Linked DNA regions of Mus musculus: region 1 is linked to region 2. Evidence: chromatin contacts called from ENCODE Hi-C or POLR2A ChIA-PET data. All regions are on one chromosome and are shown on one strand. Each heading gives the region's core, a stretch centred on a gene start or an enhancer-like site at or near the end of the contact. The rest is flanking DNA. Distances are from core to core; before and after follow the strand shown. Region 1 holds the start of 4732471J01Rik (RIKEN cDNA 4732471J01 gene). Region 2 holds the start of Gsk3a (glycogen synthase kinase 3 alpha).

Region 1 (2,748 bases), core at 121-2,620, 160 kb after region 2:
TCCCTACTTCTGAATTATAAGCAAGTGCTATGATGCCTACTGTGTGTGGTCCTGGAGACAGACCCTTGGGCTTTGTCCATGCTAGTCAGGTACTCCAGTAATAAGCTACATCCCCAGCTCCAGGATTTTTCCTTTTATCATACTGGCTTGTTTACAATGTTTTGTAAATGGGTGAATGAGAGAGGTTGAGACAGAGTTCCACTCTGTAGCCCTGACTGACCTGCAACTCACTATGTAGCCCGGGCTTGCCTTGAACTGACTCAGCTTCCCAAGGACTGGGATCAGAGGTGTGCGGCACATGCCTGGCAACAACAGTCTTATTACCATCTGTGTCCTCAGCTCTACTGAGACTGCCCTGCTAGTTACAGAAAGCCGAAGCCTGGCACCTCTAGGTATTGAATGTCTGTCTCGGGATGAAATCTTTGTGACTAGAGCCTTTTAGATTCAGAATTAAGGTTGAGGCATACAACAGCTGTCAGCTCCACACTCCCTGCTCTGAGAAGGCTGAAGGTATCCATCTCCCTGCCCTCACTGGACAGGTACAGGAAACCCAACCAGCTCAGTGCCTCTGTGTCTCTGTCGTCATTTGGGAAATGGGCTGATCATAATGACAGCTGTCTCATCCAGTTACTTGTGGCAAGATCACAAGGATAAATGACGGCTCCAGCCAGTCAGGATACCCTTGGGGCAGAGGTGGGATCTGATTCACAGGTCTGAGGCCTGGCACTAGGAAGGGCCTCAGGAAATGACAGTCACTTCTCAGAGCTGCGAGCCTTTGTGAGTGTGCTTACCTGAACCCCGTGCAAGGGAGGAGCCTTACTCAAGCAGATTCTTTCTGACTCCTCATGACACTAAGGGCAGCTTGGCTATTAACAGCTCCACGTCACACTTCACACATTCCTTTGCTTATCAATCTAATAAATACTTGAATGTCCATGTGTCTGGCATTCCCTGTAAACAAGGCAGACACAACCCTACTCTTAGGGAGACCAGTGTCTAGTAGAGTCAGACACTCTACTCAGCACACTCAGCCAGACAGTAGACTTACATACACCTCTCCAAAACACACACATTTGAATCTGACAACAGCCCTACAGATGCCTGTTGGGAGCTCAGAAAAAAAATTGAGAAAAGGTCCCTGTTCATTACTTCACATTCATAGCAATTTGGTACAATGGGTCTTTGCGATTGAGGTTCCATATCGCTTCAAAGCATAGTGTTCTGCTATGTGTCTTTGTTGGGGGATAGGAGGCTTCAGGGTCCTGCTTGAGCTCCAACACTTGTCTACCAAAGGAGGATGAGGAATGATGAATTTGGGGGTTTTGGGTCTGGTAAGCCATGCCAGGTTTTTTCTGGTTTTGCCTGCACAGGAACCTGTCCCTGGAGTCTGATAAAGATCCATGGACTGCCGGTGGAGCTGCATAGCGGAGGGCTTGCTTAGTGTTCACCAGGCCCTAGGTTTGGCTGTAAGCAGCGCCACAAGACAGACAAAACTCATAACCAAACCAGGACTTAATGCCTGCTCTGATTGAGCCATGCAAAATCTTTGGTTGTTCTGCCACTGTTTCTCCAGCCTTTTGGATCCAGGGAAGCTAAATGGTAACTCCCTCCTTTCTCTAAGGACAACGTAAAAGTTCTCATGTTTTGCAAGTCGCCCCAGGGTTGCTGGGTTGATGAAGGTCGATTGTCAAAGAGCAGATGGATGGATTCACTGAGAGAGTAAGAAGGGGCTGCAAGGAGCTCTTCCAATTACCGGATGCCCCTTCTGCCTACCTTTTGCATTCTATTTATTTAGAAAAAGCGGTTAAAAACCCTTCTACGTTATTCTTTTAAGAGGGCAGAAGACATGAAAACCGCTTGAACCGAAACAGAAAACACTAAAGGCACAGCTCTTGGCCACACAGAAAAAGGAACCTGAGAGAGAACCTTATTCCGACAGACGAGCATTTCGGACACTTCCCCAAAGACCGCACTGGGACAGACGTAGTCCTTACGTCTCGGTGGGGCATTCTACTCTCACATCACCCCCCCCCCCACGCGCAGGACGGCAGTGGATCAGTCCACGGGTCTCTTCCCCCTCGTGGAAGTGGGTCAGTTCCCCCAGTCCCCAGTCCCCCGCAGGATGTGCGGGATTTCTTTTAAGCTGTTACCGACTCACCTTTGATCTTGCCTTTTCGCCACCGCCTGCGACTGCGGTTCTTCGATCCTTCTTTGCCCTGCTTGGAGGCCTGGGCCCCCACGGGCGCCGATTCCACGGCCGGCTCCATCAATTCTTTCCAGTCCTGGCGCGGGGCCCAATTCCAGCGATCAAGTTCCTCTCTTAGAGTCAATCCTAGTTACACACCACTGCCAGGCCCCCAAACCATCCAATCCTGGGCAGGCTCCTCGCGGAGCTCCGCCTTTAATGGGTGGGGCTGAAGGTCTTGGCCCGCCCATCTGCTCAGATTAAAGGAACCGCGCAGTGCACCGTAACGACAAACAAAAAACCAAAAACCAAAAACCAAAAAAAAACCCGCAGTCCTGGAAGCAGCGAGAAGTGCCCTCACAGCAGGAATAGTGAGGAGTCGCGTTAGAGTCACCCCAACAAAGAATTCTCAGTCATCTTGTGCAGGTGCTGACCCTCGCCATCTCATTCACCTTTCCTTGAACCTGGCCCGCCCACTTGCCCCGGGAGCCGGAAGAACGGGCGGGCGGGCAGGGGGCGGGCAACCCAAGGCGTGGGCGGGGACCGACTTGGGGGCGTAGCCG
Region 2 (2,754 bases), core at 97-2,596:
AGTAGCAGCAAGCCTAGTTGCCACTCTTAGGGACCCACTCCCTTTAGGAAACTTACCAACAAAGGCAATTTGCAAGGGGGACAGTGAGGGATATTTTGAAAAATACTACCACATGGCTATTTATTTTTTCAGAGCCAGTACCAGCCACTTCAAAACCATATTTTATAAGAGGTGTGACCTGTGCCCCCCCACTCCATTTTTGCTAAAGAACCCTGCTCCCTCACCTTGTTTTAAAAGAAAACTGACAATGAGCTTTCTTAGAAGCCTGTGTTTATTCCCAAGCTATTCTTATCTATAAACAATAGTGATTATTTACTGCCATCATCGAGGACTGACTACAAGTCTAAACGTTTTCAGTGGGTTAGGTGATAATGTCAGGCCGTATGGTTTAAACCTGGCCCTTTTCTGTGGAAACATTAATAATTCTGAATCGGTGTTTCTAAAGGATATCCTATCCAAATCACCAATTTTGATGGGAAGGAAACGAATAGCCCCCTTTTCATACAGGATAGTGACAGAAATCATATTCTTGTCTCTTAGGGGACAACAATCCTAGATCAAATTGGCAAGTAACTATGACCTCTGATCCTAGTCTCCTGTGGATGGCAACGTCGTCAAGTACTCGAGACCTTGATAACTGGAAGAATAGGACCTGTGACCTCTGTTTCTTGGGTGTTGGTAATTCTGAATCTAAACTCCAAGTGATGGTAAACCCTCAAACTCCTTTATCTCGGAGACAGAAAGCTCCGATCCTGGCTTAAAGCAGCACGGTGACCTCGAGCTTCTCTCTGGGTACATGAAAGAATCTGGTTGCCGTTTGATGCGCTTGGGAAACCCAGATCACCACCCCACAGGGCGCCCCTAAGTACTCACGGCCCAGCTTCACTCCCGGCGGCGGGAAGCTAGTGCCCGCGCCGGGGCCACCGCTGCCTCCTCCGCCGCTGCCGCTGGGGCCACCCCCGGAGCTCGAGGCTCCCACGCCCCCACCCATAGCCCCGACTGACGCTTTCCCGCCGCCAGTGCCTCCTGGGCCAGAGGCCGAGCCCCCGGGGCCGCCGCCACCACCTCCGCCTCCGCCTCCTGGCTCCGCGAACGAGCTGGTCCGCGCCCGGCCCGAGCCCCCAGGGCCGCCTCCCGAAGGCCCGCCGCCGCTCATGGCGCCGAGCGCAGGCCCAGGCCGCGGGGCTCGGGCTGCCTGGGCTGCCCCCGCCGCTGCCTCTGCCGCCGCCTCCCCTGGGCTCCGGCCTCTTCCAGGCCGCGCCGTTCGGGCTCCGGCTCCGGCCCAGCGCCCGCCGCGGGGCACGCCGGGAGATGAAGTCCCTCTGCCGTCGGCTTCGTTGTCACCACCCTCGACCCGCACAGCACTCTGGGAAATGGAGTTCTCAAACCCTCAGAGTAGCTGACTGCTGGGGGCGGGGTGTGACGGCTCGCGCTGCACACCGGGAAATAGAGTCCTGGCTAATGTCACCCGACTCTGCCAAAAGCTAACTTGGAAGCACTTTGAAAAACACAGTCAGAGCCACACACTCACTACACAGAGGAAAAAGCAAGTCCCTTAGAGTATCTCAGAAACGAAATCTTAGCCACTCCAATACTGAGCAGCATCCAAGAATGATGCACGCCGGGAAATGGAGTCCAGCCACCCACCCAATCTGTGGGCCATCGGTGACTTCCTGCACCGCGTGCATTCTGGGAAATCGAGTCCGCACCCGTGAATACTTAGTACTCTGGCTGTGAAGCACACTGGGAAATGGAGTCATCACCACGCCCTCACCGCATTGCAGGTGTAGAATGGTTGATAAAGCACTATAGGAAATGAAGTCTCAGATGCTCCTCAAACCTTAAGTAGATACTGTAACTGGAAGGAACTGATAGGAAGTAGAATAGGCATCGCGCTCTCTCAGGCCAGCTAGCAGCGTCGCAGTTCCTTCCGGGAAATGTAGTCGACACCAAGAGTTATGCGCGTCGCTTCAATGAGCCTGGTGTCTTCTGGGAAATGAAGTTCAATATTGCCTCACCATTGACGAGGCTGATGAGAGCTACCAGCAACCAGAAGCATGCTGGGAATAATCCACAGTAGACTCTGACTCTTCGTGAAGCTAGGCTCTGGGGCTTCGTGGGAGCTGTAGTCCAAAGGGAGTACTGTGGCTGAGAGTGTAGGTGAAAGGTTAAGGACAATTGTTCCCAAGGGAGACTATAATGTGTTACAATGTCTTCTCTGATCCCTAGGTCTAAGACCTAAACCGATAAGTGAGTGCTAGAAAAAGTAGTCCCAAGCAACCACATATAGAGAAGAGAATAACGTCTCCTTACATTCTCAACGGATTTAGTACAGTAAACAGTCCCGACTATGCCTCAGAACATTTGTTTTCCGATAGTCTACCTTTTTCCCTAGCAATATGGTTAGGACCAAGAAGATGAGCTGCAGGATTTAAAAAAAGAGAGAATTTCTGTCCTGAACCCCCAATTTTTTGCGTCTATCCTCTTCCTAGATTACAGGATTCTAGATAATCTGAATGAAGGGAGCCGACTACACGAAGGAGTTTCAGCTTTCTTGAGTATGTCGAGTCTCCTGTTAATCAATTAATACCCGGGAAAAGTCGCACCAAAGTAGGAAACTGGGGGCTGGGGGGGGGGCGCAGAGACAGAGGTCAAAATGCTGTCAGCTCTCGTGCCTCAGAAACGGAGTCTGTGCTCTACTTTACTCGCAGCCTGTGTTCGTCCTAATTGTTGGGGCTTTTCTGAAGCCTACAG

Evidence for each region. A loop is a pair of places that touch in the nucleus more often than their neighbours do. ChIA-PET counts read pairs that join two places held with the same protein, here RNA polymerase II (POLR2A).
Region 1: a map of left cerebral cortex shows a loop between it and region 2 (3-fold over the local background). The contact joins the promoter of 4732471J01Rik here to the promoter of Gsk3a in region 2. A Hi-C loop is called at or near these places in 9 of 37 maps with a recorded cell type or tissue (gastrocnemius, heart and left cerebral cortex). POLR2A ChIA-PET finds 5 or more read pairs at or near these places in 4 of 5 experiments (Patski and embryonic stem cell).

Annotation. Positions count from the first base shown.
Region 1 is chr7:25,393,343-25,396,090 of GRCm38, forward strand. 4732471J01Rik (RIKEN cDNA 4732471J01 gene) reads left to right here and starts at 1,371. Exons shown (of 7, transcript NR_015569.3): 1 at 1,371-2,611. It also overlaps a transcript of Lipe not described here.
Region 2 is chr7:25,236,505-25,239,258 of GRCm38, forward strand. Gsk3a (glycogen synthase kinase 3 alpha) reads right to left here and starts at 1,347. Exons shown (of 11, transcript NM_001031667.1): 1 at 874-1,347. The coding sequence starts at 1,156.